Linked DNA regions of Homo sapiens: regions 2, 3, 4 and 5 are each linked to region 1. A link is a contact called in ENCODE Hi-C or POLR2A ChIA-PET data. All regions are on one chromosome and are shown on one strand. Each heading gives the region's core, a stretch centred on a gene start or an enhancer-like site at or near the end of the contact. The rest is flanking DNA. Distances are from core to core; before and after follow the strand shown. Region 1 holds the start of ATAD1 (ATPase family AAA domain containing 1). Region 2 has its middle 240 kb from the start of PTEN. Region 3 overlaps MINPP1 (multiple inositol-polyphosphate phosphatase 1). Region 4 overlaps LOC101929727 (a long non-coding RNA gene). Region 5 overlaps LOC105378415 (a long non-coding RNA gene).

Region 1 (2,700 bases), core at 131-2,630:
AAAAGCGGTGGCATTCCAGTAAAACGTTTTCGTTTTAGAGTTGGTAGTGATAAAACTACCAACCAAGTCATCTACTGGATATTCATTGAACTACATGAACAAATTAGGGCTGTTATGAACACATCCCAGTCATCAAGATAGTAACAACTTTTAATCCCATAAAAGGTCAACACACAAAACCCGTTTATATCCTTCCCAATTCTGAAATTTTTAATGTAATAAAGACTTAGGTCTACTAAGGCCACTTGTAAAATAGTAGTCTACCTTTTTAAATTACTTCAAAATCCTTCAATGAAACTGAAACTTGTTTTGTAGACTGTAACTATATATACTTTATTGTACACTCATGTATCATTCATTTGGTATTGATATACCTAAAATGTAAGGCTGTTACAGCAGCAATACCATCACCAGCGAACATACAATAAAAGCTGCATGCGCATACAACAGCAGGGAGCGTATTTCAATCCTGTATAAACATTAGGTTCAACAAAATGAATACACAAATATGTACATATACGATGATAGTGCTGTATGCAACTAAGAAACATCCTAAAACACTATAACCTAGAGTTATTTGTTAGGCAAATATGGTATCAGGTCGTTTCATTTTAAGTTCTCCATTTCCGAGTGGAAAACCGTGAAATCGTACTACCTCATCTATGAGCAATTTATTGACATGTATAGCATTCATAGCATAGCATTCACTGTAGTATTTCTCTCCTAATTCATTGCAGTATTTCACAAATCGTTTCTCAAACTCAAAAGTCCCAGTTTTGCAGGCATAAAGGCCCTACGAATACAGCCTATGACAATGAAGGCCTGCCAATCTTCACAAAGAGGGCAGGTTATTATTAACATCACCATCTTTTGTGAAAGCGTGCCCGGCCCTGAAGAACCACCTTCGATTTTGCACAAGGTGGTGGCCGCGCCTGTGCGACAATCAGACCTGGTTCATTCCAGCCGCCTTCGTCTAGGTTCGCCTGGTTCTGAAGTCTTCCGGGACGACCTCAAACCCCCACAGTGACCAGGATGCCGACAAAGATTCCCTCGGGAATGGCACGAGTCTTGGGGAAGAGCTAAGCAGACCCTAAGGGCCCAGGCCGGGCCGGACGCCAAGGCGAGGCCCGGGACGCCCTTGGAGGTTAATCCTCTAGATACTAAGGGCTGCGGGGCGCTTGGGGGCGGCACTGAGGTAGGGCGTGGGAGAAGACCGGGGTGACCTTTCCTCCGGGGGTTCCCAGGTCCGAGACGGTCCTTAAAGGACCTCAGAAGGATACGACAACCATCCCATGAGGCCCCACGGGAACCAGCTACTCACCCAGGGGCAGAAACAGCAAGAGCAAGTGCCCTCAGCCGGCCTCACACAGGAAGGAAACGCAACCTGGGAGAGAACGCTTCCGGCGGGAGGCGCGGCGCACTCCCTCCCACGGAGCATGCGCGACCCGCGGTCGCCGGCGCGGAGGGGGCGTGCTCCCAGGCTTAGAAACAGTGAGGGAGAGCAAATTCGCGCACCTGATGTCTGCTTAAGCTACCTGCTAGACTGAGACTTTCTGCGAAGCCGGCGTGTCTGCGAGCAGCACTCGCTAAGGCTCTGCGTTTAACAGACACTACCTTTGGGAAGGCGCTTATCACAAAAAGTCCCTGCCCTTCTCGCGGGCTCGGGGCGCAACCCTGACAAATCGGGCAGCCTTCTTGAGAGTGCAGAAATGCTCTGCGTACCCAGCAAATACATTCTCTCCTTCCCACCACTCTGTGCAAACCCTCACGCCGCGGCTTTGTGTCTGTACTTTAGCCAAAACGCAGAAGCTTATGGCCACCCTCCACTCCTCACCCCTCATCCCTCACCACCTGCCTTTCAATTCTCGGGTGAGCTCACCCTTCTCCCCCATCTCTGTGCTGACAAACACCTCGGGGTGGCGCCTGACAATCTTTCCGCGAAAAGATTTAGCAGCCCACGCCACCAGACTCGGTAGTTAGGACGGAATAGGGCATCTGGTAACAGATTTTGCATTTTGGTGATTTCCCTTTTTCTTTCACCCCTTTTCCTTTCCAGAACGAGCGACGTGACACAAGAGGTCCCAAGGGAGCAAACCTGAAAGCCAGAGCCTCCTGAATACACAAACTGCCGGTGGGCCAGATGACATTAGACACTCCTGAGATACGAGAAGCATCACTTCCTTCAGACAGAGTCGGTGAGACTATGATGTAATGAGAGTTCTCCCTGTGTTCCTCAGGAAGGCAGCTTGTGCCTTTCTACTTGAGGCATCATCTTTGATGGCTAAAGAATTCTGCAGCTTGGCCAGCGCGGTGGCTTACGCCTGTAATCCCAACACTTTGGGAGGCCGAAGCGAGAGGATCACTTGAGGTCAGGAATTCGAGACCAGCCTGGACAACATAATGAGAAATCGTCTCTACAAAAAAAAAAAAAAAAAAAAAAAAAAAACCACCTAAAAATTAGCTGGATTTGGTGGCGCATGTCTGTAGTCCCAGCTACTTGGGAGGCTGAGGTGGGAGAATCGCTTGAGCGTGGGAGATCACGGCTGCAGTGATCAAGCCACTCCACTCCAGCCTGGGCGACAGAGCAAGCCCCTGTCTCAATAATAATAACAATTTTGCAGCCTGATTGTTAACGAATGTTACTAGTTACAAACTTGTAATAATGTGGTGAAGATAATACCTAGTTAATGTCTGCTGGGG
Region 2 (2,700 bases), core at 66-2,565, 290 kb after region 1:
TAGTACTTTACATATTGTAACTCACTGAATCCTTCCTTCTACCTTACAATAATAGTAGGTATAATGCTCATTCCGCAGAAGAGGAAACATGCTCAGATAGGGCAAGTAATTTGTCTAAGGTCACAAAGCTAAGAAAATGAGAAACCAGCTCAAAATTATTAAATCTGAACATAGATTTTCTTGGGAAATTACTGTTAAATTTCTCAAATAGATTGTAAGTGACCTTTAGAGACCTTCATTTCACTTACTTCATTTATTTATACATGACCCACCTAAGGCAAAGCATTTAGTTTCTTTAAGCGCAAGTTTCGTCATCTGAAGAATGGACAAATAATAATACCACCTCCCCCACCCCACCCCAGAGTTTCTGTGAGGATTAAATGAGATAATGCATATGCAGTGCCTGGCCCATAGTAGATGTTCAGTATATTTTTTACCATCATTTGTTAATTTGACAAGTAGTCAAATTAGTGATGCACATCAGAATCATCAGTGGAAACTTTTCAAATATTGAGGTCTGGGTCCCAAAGTGGGGTATTTTGAAAAGTTCCCCAAGTGATTCTGATTCACATTCCCTTATGAGAATCACTGCTGAATGTGACCAATATTCATTAAGGAAGCATTTTGCTCAAGGCATTTTGCTGTGTGCTAAGAGAGGTGTCAGATGCACAATAATGGCAAAAGTCACATAAAAATAAGTAAATTACTATGAGAGATGAGTGAGTCCTCCTGCAGCAATCAGGAAAGTCCTCATAGAGGCAATCACAGTGGGCTGGGCTTGAAGGCACAGCAGGGTTAGCTTGCCAAGAATGGTGGCAGGGCAGTGAGTGAAGGTAAGTGGCATGATGGTGCAAATAATGTCACTGGTGCCACTACTGGCTGGGACATGGAGTCTGGGGAGAGTCGGGAGATGAAGCCAGGTGGTTGGCTGCAGTCAGAGAATGGAAGCTCTTGGACTTCTGACCAGTTGGGTTTGCACTGCATTTAGAGGACCACGACAAGCCATTAAGATTTTCTGAGCCAGAGAGGGAAATGCTCAGAACTATCCTTTCACCTGTTAAGTCTGGCACTCAAATAAATTAGAAAGTATAGAACCCAAAGGCAAGAAATGAGCAAGGCCAGAGACATCTGTTGCATCAGCCCAGGCCTCAGAATAGGAGCTTGGACTAGGCAGGGTACTGACAGGTGGTTAGGCTAAAGGAACAACTATATAAACCTGGAGACTGAATTAGCTGTTGGGGGAGGGGTGGTGAGAGGAAGAAGAAGTGAAGATGACTTTGAGATTTGAGCCTGCGTGATGGGAAGAACAGCACTGTGACCAGAAAAAGGGAAGTGGGGGTATGAGCTGGGTGGGGGGAGGGAAGATGATGAGCTGAATGTGTTGAGCTGGAGATGCCTGGGCACAAGGTACACATATCTAGGAGTTAGGTGGCACTGTGGAGCTTAAAGGAGAGATCAGGGCTACACACAAACAAATAAATAGAACACAAAGTGAGTCAGCTGCACTGAGGGGTGTCGCTTCAGCCTTGGCAATGGTAGAACTCTGTGGGAAGGAGAGTAGAGCAGGGATTCTTAACCAAAGATCTGTGGATAGGATTTTTGTTTGAGGGTGTCTGTGAACTTTTTAACATTTTAAGCAGAATATTACTATGTATATTAAAAAGCCCACAATCTCATTGGATAAGTTACTCTAAACAAGGTTAAAACCTACTAATATATATATAGGAGAGGTGGGCTGAGATGCTTCTCATGGAATTTTCACATCGTAGGTAGGAACAAAATATTCCAGCCAATCTCTGCAGTCTTGACTGTCATACCTCAGACTGTGGTGGCTGTTTTATTATTATTTTTTTTAATCAGGGCCAGACTGTTTGGTCAAGATTGTCTTAAAAATGTTTCTTCTTTCCAAGATATTCAATGGGGAAAGAATAATCTTTCCACAAGTGTGGTGAGATAAGTGGATATCCACATGCAAAAGTATCCATCTGGACCCTCTGACTCTCACTAAATACAAAAGTTAACATAAAATTGGTCAAAGACCTAACTGTAATAGCTAAAACTATAAAACTCTTAGAAGGCAACATCCTCAAAGACATAATTTTTGTGACCTTAGTTTGGCCAATGATTTCTTAGATATGGCACCTGAAGCCCAAGCAACCAAAGAATAAACTGAACGTCATCAAAAATTCAACTTTTGTGTTTCAGGGACACTATCAAGAAAGCAAACAGACAACCCATAGAATGGTAGAAAATATTTATAAATTATATGTCTGATAAGAATCTAGAATATGTAAAGAACTTTTACAATTCAACAATAAAAAAATACAGTTAAAAATAGGCAAAGGATTTGAATAAACATGTATCCAAACAAAATATAAAACAGGCCAATAAGCACATGAAAATATGCTCAACATCATTAGCCATCAGAAAAATACAAATGAAAACCACAATGAGATACTACTTCACATTCACTAGAATGGCAATTGTCATCATGATCATCATCATCATCAGATAATATCATGTGTTGGCAAGGATGTAGAGAAACTGAAATCCTCTTACATTGCAGGTAGAGAGGTAAAAATGGTACAGCTACTTTAGAAAAACAATTTGGCAGTTTTTCAAAAAGTTAAATATAGAGTTACCTATGACCCAGAAATTTTGTTTTTAGGTATATAACCAAGATAATTGAAAACACATGTT
Region 3 (2,700 bases), core at 162-2,661, 290 kb before region 1:
TCCAGGTACTGTCTGTCATGGCTTCCTTTGGCTAAGAAAGGGAATTCCCTGACCCCGTGCGCTTCCCGGGTGAGGCGATGCCCCGTCCTGCTTTGTCTCATGCTCCGTGGGCTACACCCACTGTCTGACAAGCCCTAGTGGGATGAACCCGCTACCTCAGTTGGAAATGCAGAAATCACCTGTCTTCTGCATGGCTCACACTGGGAGCTGTAGACTGGAGCTGTTCTTGGAACCTCCTCCTCATCATCTTGCTTATTTTCTTATAATTTGCTTATCTCACCTACAAATAAATTACAGAGGGAAAAATGCAACTAATTGAGCACTCCATTTTTGGTAGCTAGTAGCTGATGGTATTTTAATAAACTGAGAAGCTAATGAGGTGAATTTTCATGCATGGCTTGTAGTAGCAGGTGCAGTTCTGTGGTGTAGAGGCAATATGACATAGTAGGCAGTTGCTTGGATTTGGTTTGACTCCTGGTCCTGCTTTATGGATGCTGCAGATTCCTTACTTTGGAAAAGAGGAATGAAGAATGCCTAGCCCTAATGTGAAAATTCAAAATACTCCAAACTCCAAAACTTTTTGAGTGCGGATGTGATGCAGCAAGTCAAAAATTCCACACCTGACCTCCTGTGATGGGTTGTAGTTGAAACTTTTAAAATTATTTAAAATATCGTATAAAACTACCTTCATGCTATGTATGTAAGGTGTATATGGAACATAAATGAATTTCATGTCTAGACTTGGGTCCCATCCCCAAGATTATATATATGAAAATATTTCAAAATCTGAAAAAATTTGAAATCCAAAAGATTTATGGTCACGAACATTTTGGATAAGGAATACTCAACCTATACCTCACCTGACTCATGGAATTGTGATAATCAAGTGAGATAATACTTATTAAAGCACTTAGTATAATATGATATACAGACATGGTATTGGTATTATATGTGATAGTTCTCTGGCCCAAACATGTCCTTAATGTCTTTTTCAGATATTCACACACCCTTCCCCTCTACCACCCCTGCCCCCCTTGGCAATTGTCCAAATAATGAAAACAAGAGCTTTGTGAGACTTATTCTTTTCAAACTTTATGGCGTCATTTATTAAACTAACTTCCTTTTCATTGCAAGATGGAAAACATTTTTACTTCTTTTGGATGATTATGCCTTGTGGCTTGAAAGGAAAATTCATTCAACAAAGCAGCTACTATGTTTATATGTCAGGCAGTGATGACTGAGGCAAAGTCATTGCACTGTGGCTCTTACAGTCTAGAGAAAATAAAAACATTTTATAAAAGCCATGTATAATGATATAACTGTTTATGTAAGATTGTGAAACAATGTAAGAAGTTGAAAGAGAGAGTTTGACCCTTTAAGACAGGAAATCGTTTTGGCCACCGCCTCTTGTTCTAACTGAAGAAGGAATCAACAAACACTGCTCAGCAGTGAGCGATGATGAAGAAACTGGCAGATGGTTTCCTGGGACTGGGTATCTCTGTACTAAAAGACTGATGAGGATTTTAAAAGATGCTTATTTTGCTGAATTAAGATTAAACCTTAAAATAGGAAAGGAGAATAAAGTACGGTTTGAGACTTCTGTCAGGTTTCTCTCCTAAAAACAGATTGACTAGTGCTGTGAGAAGCACTTCTAAAGAAAATCAATATATGCTCAGCAAGGAGCAAGTAAGTTGTTTTTTGTTTGTTTGTTTTTAACTAATGGACTTTTAAAAGTAATTTTAGGTTCACAGCAAAATTGAGTAGAAAGTACAGAGAGTTCCTACTTACTGCTTTTCTCCACACATTGACAGTCAGGCACCAGTGTGGTAGAATAATAAGCTTTTAATAGAATGTTTATCTTTGTGTTTTTCCTGATCTCTTCTATCAAAACATTAGCCTTTTTTTTTTTTGTACATGACTTAAAATCCTTTTTTTAAATTTGGAATTAGAGTTTATAAGTGAGTATTTTGACATCCATATTTTCTGACAAAATGACTTTCACTTTCCCAAGTTCCCAGGCTATTTTTGCTTTCTCCATCCCACCCCTACCCCTTGTTAGAATGTTAGTATGTATACAGATTGGTTTTTTTTAATATTAACATTAAATCAGGGACATTCTTCAGTGCCACTGAATTTTTTTTTCAACATAATTTTGATAGCATGGTTTTACTTCATGGAAAAAATGGAAGATTGCAAATTGTTAAATTTTCAGTTAAATATAACCGGCCCTTGAAATTCAGCTCCTTGCATTTTATTAGGAACTTGATTTTTATTTTCCTTTTTGCACCATCACTATAGTAATGGGATTAAAGTTAAAACCAGCAAATTTAAGCAGATATTTCTATTTAAGCAGATATTTCTATTTAAGCAGCTGTGATTAGAAAAGCAGATTGAATTCACTGAAGAAATGAAGTATCTCCAGATTTTATTTTACTGTCTCCTTCCCCATATATCTGTTAATATAATCTTTTTAGATTCGAGGATTTCAACAAGTTACTTCATGTTTTCTCAAAGATTTATTTTGGGTCTATAATTACTTGCCTCGAGATCTTCCATTTTAAGTTAATTACTATAAAATATTTTTTACTGTTACTAAATACCTCAACTCTCAGTGTTAACCTTTTTTTTCTACCTTTTTGTTGGGTTTCAAATCATTGATATTTTCAGATTTCATAGTCTATAAGGTATGGCTTTTTAAAG
Region 4 (2,700 bases), core at 179-2,678, 450 kb after region 1:
GGTGCTATGACACTGATTTGAGAAAGAAACCTAAGTTTCAGCTGCCCACTGTTTCCCTCTGTGAGCAACTTGAGTCTGGTTCCACTCAGGATCCTCTGAGAACTTAGCTCAATACTTGTCCAATAGTAAACACTCCATAATGTTTGCCTGTTTGAATCTATAATCAAAATCTCCAGTAGGAGAAGGCCCTTGTATTTCTGTTTCATTTTTTTTGCTAGTTGGTGGGAGAACACACTTTTCAAAATACTAATAGTTCACCACCGGACAAGAGATACATACAACCCCAACTTCCAAGTAAATGGAAAATACCTTTTCTGGGTACGTTTATTTGGAAAGGGTTTCTTCACTTGAAGAAAGAATTAACAAACCCCTGTTTGGGAGGATAAAACAAGAAATTCCTTTGGGATGTCTCAAGTTTCTAGAGAGCCAGGCTCTCGCAGGCTGAGGTGGCTTCCACACTGTTCATGAACTGCTCTTGGCGGGCTGGTGGCCTGTTTGATATTCTGAGGTCTAGCAAAGATTTAGCTCCAGGGGGTCATCAAGAGGTCATGGTCTTGATCATTTCCTCTGTTATTTATCTTTGGCTTGTGGTACTGGAGCCTGCCTTTGATACAGGGCATTTCTACCACAGCTGCACAGAATCAAGCATTTCAGTGATTTGGTTTGAGGTGAAGGAGGCTTGGCTTCTAATGCTGCGAAAATGTCACTGGGTACATCTGAGAATATCTAGCTCTGTCCTTCACTGATGAGCAAATTCATTTCTGGGGGTTTACCAGTGGCACTTCCCAGACTTGGGTCAGGAAAGGAATCCTCCTGGTGAGGACAGCAGTTTTCAGTTTGAGTAATTCCATTTTCAGTTCCTTCTGAGACATTTTTCTTGCTCTGAGCTGGAGATAAAAGCAGCATGTCTCAGGCCTCTAGGGTGGATCTCTACTTTTCAACACTGTTTATGACTCACCTGTGACTGCCCTCAGTGCAGCCAAGGGGACCATTTATGCTGAATTAGCCTTTGGATTTTTCTTCTTAGTGACAGCAAAACTTCCGTGACAGCAAACAAGTAAACCACAGGAACATCCCTGGTCTGCTCAGCACAGCAGGCTCTTGGGTTCTCAGAGAGCCTGGGAGGACTTTTCAGCTTGTCTTATGTGGGTTTGTTCACCCCGTCCGGTTTCATTTTTATTTAAAACAATTGGTATCTTTCATCTTGGTTGCCAAGTATGGGTTGCATATGGTTTTGACCTGATATGAAGGGCCCAAATCAAATACCCAGGACTTGGCCTGGAAAATTGGTTGTATAAGACCTGCTCTCTTGTTCCCCTAAAAAGCAGCCTAGCAAATGGAAGCAATGGGTCCCAGGAGTTCGTTTCTGTATGCGGCTCTAACTCTGCCACGAAGGCCAGGACAGATAGTGTGCAGTGCTCTGTCATGTCTACCAGAGAAAATGATGCAACATGTGCTGGAGACTTTACCATCTGTGCAAGAGTGCAGCCCTAGGCTCAATCCAAAAGAAAAAGGAAGTGGCATTATAGCAGGGATATTCCCAGTGAGTCAAATTCCCAGAACAGCCTGTCCCTCCTCAAGGTGGTCAGTGTGCCCCAGCATCTCACCTCCAGATTTGGACTAAAACAGAACTGTTGCGTGCAGGGGTTAGAGAGGACTAGAGCAGTGATGTATTTTATATATCATATTTTCTAGCAATGGTTTTCCATCTGAAACCCAGTTTACATTGTGGCCCAGGGCACAGAAACAGAAGCTTTATGAAACAAGTTACTGTTTCCATGTGTCAGCATTCTAATTTTCCTTTCCTTTTCCTGTTCTTTTTTCTGTTATTTTAATTTTTTAAAAAAGCTTCTTGACTCACTAAATTACTATAACAAACCACTTATGAGTCAAAGCCCATATTTTGAAAAACAACATTGCATTAGTGTATACAGGCAGCACCTTGGGAACATTTATAGAATATGGATTCTTGGGTCCCTCTCCAGGGATTCTAATTCAGTCATTCCTGGGCCCAAGAATCTACGTTTTATGTTAACCTGACCTAAATGTGACCATTATGAGGGCAGGAAACGGTTTTGATCCCTAACATATCCCAAGTGCTTTACATGAAGAACTTGGTACAGCACAGGCTCTTGGTCATTGGTGGTTGAATAAATAAATGAATGAAAAAGTATTGATCTTCAAATGATTCCATCCTTCAACCCCAGCCGTGCCTCCCTTTGCATCTATACTGTTGTCTTCGTTTTTTTAAGATAGATACTCAAATAGTCTCTAGACCTTTGAATTGCAAAATTGCTTTGAATCTCCAAGTTGGAAGCTGCCTTGAAAGTCTCTAATCTAGGGATTCTCAGGTGTAGAAACTTTGTCTCGCTGCTTTAGAATTCCTTGGGGAAGTTTAAGGCAAATACATATCCCTAGACCCCAGCCCTGGAGTTTCAATCCAGGTAGATAGGGTTCATGGCCCAGGAATCTGCATTCTATCCTCCCTCGGGTGATGCTGTGGCCCAGCCAGGGTTGGGATGCACTGTTCTTGTGACCTCTCCCCACTGTGGATCACTGTGGATGGTGGTCACCCAGCCTCTGCTGGAAACATTTTGGGCTGGCAGAAAGAAACTCCCAGAGGTCTGCTCCACATTGAAAAGCTCTGCTTATTGGAAATTTCTTACTGATATTAGCTTCAATCACTTTCCTACTGCTGCT
Region 5 (2,700 bases), core at 60-2,559, 260 kb after region 1:
CAAGAGTTGGCTTGCTTGCAGAATGAGGCAACATGGAACTATGAGAGATTTTCTTCCAACAGACGCTGGTATTTCTATTAAGTTTCTCCTTTTACAATTTTTTAAAGCACCTTTTGCCTTTGGAAGTAACCTCATGTAGAAAGCATGCAGAGTTCTAAAATGCTAAGTAACTGATATATATATATATATATATATATAAAATATATATTTATATATATTATGTATCTTTTTATATTGTATATATAAATATATATATATATTTAGGTAAAGCCAACAATTCAGGGATGTACTTATATCAGTTAGTTTTTGCTTCTAAGCAAACCAGTCCAAATCTCAGTGGCTAAAAAAGACACTTACTGCTCATGCATCAGGTTGGCTGGGGTTCCACACATCCAGGTTGGACTTGACTGGGCAGCTCTGCTTCCCAGTGTAGGTCTCTGGGTCAAGTGGGGCTGCAGCAGCTGGATGAGCTCTGCTTCATGTCTCCCTCCTTGTCCTGGGACCAGTGGGCTACTTGGGGGATGTTTGGCTCATGGTGATGGCAGAGGTATAAGAGGATAAGCAGAAACACATAAGACTTCTTGAGACCTAGGCTCAGAACTAGGATACCACCACTACTGCCTCATTTCATTGGCCAAAGCAAATCGCATGGCTGCCCCTTTAGTGGGGAGAGCTGCAAAGTCATATGGCAAAAGGCATATGGATACAGTGGGTGGGTGGTGGGGACGTGTGTGTCAGGGGAAAAGAACCATGGTCAATGACACGATCTATCACAGCTCTTACGTTTAGAGTAATAATTTTGCTTTTATATAATTTCAGAACTGCACTCCTTATTTTTTTTCTGGACACCTCTGTAATGAGAGAATATAATCACAGGACCGTTTTAAGAATGGAATCATCTGGTAGGGAAGAGTGAGCCAAACAAACTCTCAGAAATTTTATTTTAACTCCAGTTAGCTCAGTCTTGTATGAATTAAGCAGCATTATATTTCTGTGGTTTTTAGAAAATGGAAAAAGCTGGATTTGTCCAACACAGGGGCAGAGAAGAAATGCATTTTCAAAGATGTTTGTGAGATTAAAATGCAAAAACACCTATTTTTAAGGATTGGCAGATTGCAGATGTGTTGGCCAGAGGAATGTTGAGTGAAAATCTCTGGAATGTTTTAGCAACCTTTAAAATTTATTACCAGGAAATGTGTGCTGCTTGCCTTCTCTGCATCTTTTCAAAAGGTCTCTTGTAAATCCAGTCAAGCCTAGTCCAGGTAGGGAGGTTTGGAAACAGTGATAAGTAAAAGGCATTCTCTGCTGCTGTGCCTCAGCTCCAGCCTGACCAAACACCGTTAATATGTAACCCGAATCTGACCACTTCTTTTATGTTTACATTTGGTTTCAGTGTTATTTTTAACTGGTGAAAGAGCAGTTCAAAGTCATTTTTTTTTTCTTGGCACTTACCATAATCTCTCAAGGCTCAGTAGCAGAATGGCAATAAGTCACGTCAGGGGTCTTTAAACCTGGTGGAATTAAAAATCACTTACCTTATTACACATGTGAATGTGCTGAAGATGGATGGGTCAGGGTTTTCAAGGATAAGACATTATATCAGAAATCATGTTTAATTGTTTTTACTGAGACCTTAGATTTTGAGGATGGTCTACACATTTGGCACAATTCATCCAAAATGGGGGTGTACTCCACATCTATCAGAAGAGCTCAGAAACAATGAAACCAGACCAAACCAAAATGCTGAGCATGTAAGTACTGGAGAGGATACAGAGCAATGGGAACTTTCAAATATTGCTGTTAGAAATGTCAAATGGTTCAGCCACTTTGGAAAAGAGTTTTATAGTTTCTTAGTAAAATGTATGCTTACCATAAGACCCAGAATCTCACTCCTAGGTAGTAACCCCAAATAAATTAAAACTGTGTTCACACACAAACTTCTACATGGAAGTTGATTATGGCTTTAATTGGTGAATGGATAAACAAACTGTGGTGCATCTATACAGTGGAAAATTACTTAGCAATACATAGGAATGAACTACTGATACATGAAATTACATGGTTAAAGCTCAAAGGCATTATGCTGAGTAAAATAAGCCAGACTCAAAAGGCTATAAACTGTGTGATTCCATGTATATGACATTTTGAAAAAAAGCAAGCCTATAGAAAAAGAGAATATATTAGTGATTGCCAGAGGTTAGGGTCAGGGGCTAGCTATAAAGGGGCATACAAGAAATTTGGGGGGTGATGGAATTATTCTGTATCTTAATTGTGGGAGTGGTTACTTGACTGCATATGTATATCAAAACTCACAGAACTGCACACTAACAAGGGTGAATTTATCCTAAAATAAGCCTAATTTGTAAAAACTTGTGGTCCCCCAGAATCTCCTGTTTTTATATTTATCAATATAACATATATATTTGTATGGCCACCAACTCATGCCTGCTTCTTTGGAAATGGTTTCCTGCCCACAGTCCCTGCTGAAAGAATGGGCATAGACTATGCTTCTTCTAGCTGATTCCATATCCAGACCCCACTCGATGGGACCATGGGTAGACATCTACCCTGAACTGAAACAGTAAGATGCTCTCTGTTGAGAGTTTAAGAGACATTGAAATCCAGCCCAGAGGGTGTAGATTTTGGCCTGCAGGTATGTTTTGTTTGGCACAGTGTTTAAAGAAAATTAGTTGCCAGCAT

What was found. Hi-C counts contacts between places; a loop is a spot of excess contacts on that map. ChIA-PET counts read pairs that join two places held with the same protein, here RNA polymerase II (POLR2A). Pooled maps may share reads with other maps.
Region 2: a map of OCI-LY7 shows a loop between it and region 1 (3-fold over the local background). The contact joins the enhancer-like site here to the promoter of ATAD1 in region 1. A Hi-C loop is called at or near these places in 2 of 168 maps with a recorded cell type or tissue (OCI-LY7 and naive thymus-derived CD4-positive, alpha-beta T cell), 23 of 37 single-sample maps with no recorded cell type and 13 of 50 pooled maps. POLR2A ChIA-PET finds 5 or more read pairs at or near these places in 8 of 52 experiments (CD4-positive, alpha-beta T cell, CD4-positive, alpha-beta memory T cell, CD8-positive, alpha-beta memory T cell and 4 more).
Region 3: a loop to region 1 is called in a map of endothelial cell of umbilical vein, with 5 times the contacts of the local background. The contact joins the enhancer-like site here to the promoter of ATAD1 in region 1. A Hi-C loop is called at or near these places in 2 of 168 maps with a recorded cell type or tissue (MCF 10A and endothelial cell of umbilical vein), 3 of 37 single-sample maps with no recorded cell type and 6 of 50 pooled maps. POLR2A ChIA-PET finds 5 or more read pairs at or near these places in 1 of 52 experiments (activated T-cell).
Region 4: a map of naive thymus-derived CD4-positive, alpha-beta T cell shows a loop between it and region 1 (6-fold over the local background). The contact joins the enhancer-like site here to the promoter of ATAD1 in region 1. A Hi-C loop is called at or near these places in 1 of 168 maps with a recorded cell type or tissue (naive thymus-derived CD4-positive, alpha-beta T cell), 11 of 37 single-sample maps with no recorded cell type and 10 of 50 pooled maps.
Region 5: a loop to region 1 is called in a map with no recorded cell type, with 3 times the contacts of the local background. The contact joins the enhancer-like site here to the promoter of ATAD1 in region 1. A Hi-C loop is called at or near these places in 1 of 168 maps with a recorded cell type or tissue (naive thymus-derived CD4-positive, alpha-beta T cell), 10 of 37 single-sample maps with no recorded cell type and 12 of 50 pooled maps. POLR2A ChIA-PET finds 5 or more read pairs at or near these places in 7 of 52 experiments (CD4-positive, alpha-beta T cell, CD4-positive, alpha-beta memory T cell, CD8-positive, alpha-beta memory T cell and 3 more).

The regions. Positions count from the first base shown.
Region 1 is chr10:87,816,846-87,819,545 of GRCh38, forward strand. ATAD1 (ATPase family AAA domain containing 1) reads right to left here and starts at 1,381. Exons shown (of 10, transcript NM_001321967.2): 1 at 1,322-1,381. It also overlaps the pseudogene CFL1P1. RefSeq lists a silencer at 1,479-1,528.
Region 2 is chr10:88,107,081-88,109,780 of GRCh38, forward strand. No RefSeq gene overlaps it. Among named protein-coding and RNA genes, the nearest start is that of PTEN, 240 kb to the left of the region's middle. Within about 2 kb of position 1,316, at least 5 of the 41 ENCODE cell types and tissues checked have a DNase peak (open chromatin) inside an H3K27ac peak, as active enhancers do; they include OCI-LY7, where a contact is called at or near this core.
Region 3 is chr10:87,531,085-87,533,784 of GRCh38, forward strand. All of the region lies in intron 4 of MINPP1 (multiple inositol-polyphosphate phosphatase 1), which reads left to right. Among named protein-coding and RNA genes, the nearest start is that of MINPP1, 28 kb to the left of the region's middle. Within about 2 kb of position 1,412, at least 7 of the 41 ENCODE cell types and tissues checked have a DNase peak (open chromatin) inside an H3K27ac peak, as active enhancers do; they include endothelial cell of umbilical vein, where a contact is called at or near this core.
Region 4 is chr10:88,270,508-88,273,207 of GRCh38, forward strand. All of the region lies in intron 1 of LOC101929727 (a long non-coding RNA gene), which reads left to right. It also overlaps a transcript of RNLS not described here. Among named protein-coding and RNA genes, the nearest start is that of RNLS, 310 kb to the right of the region's middle. RefSeq lists an enhancer at 1,094-1,143. Within about 2 kb of position 1,429, at least 7 of the 41 ENCODE cell types and tissues checked have a DNase peak (open chromatin) inside an H3K27ac peak, as active enhancers do.
Region 5 is chr10:88,079,027-88,081,726 of GRCh38, forward strand. It overlaps LOC105378415 (a long non-coding RNA gene), which reads right to left. Exons shown (of 6, transcript XR_007062225.1): 5 at 358-1,511. Among named protein-coding and RNA genes, the nearest start is that of PTEN, 220 kb to the left of the region's middle. RefSeq lists an enhancer at 1,186-1,480. Within about 2 kb of position 1,310, at least 3 of the 41 ENCODE cell types and tissues checked have a DNase peak (open chromatin) inside an H3K27ac peak, as active enhancers do.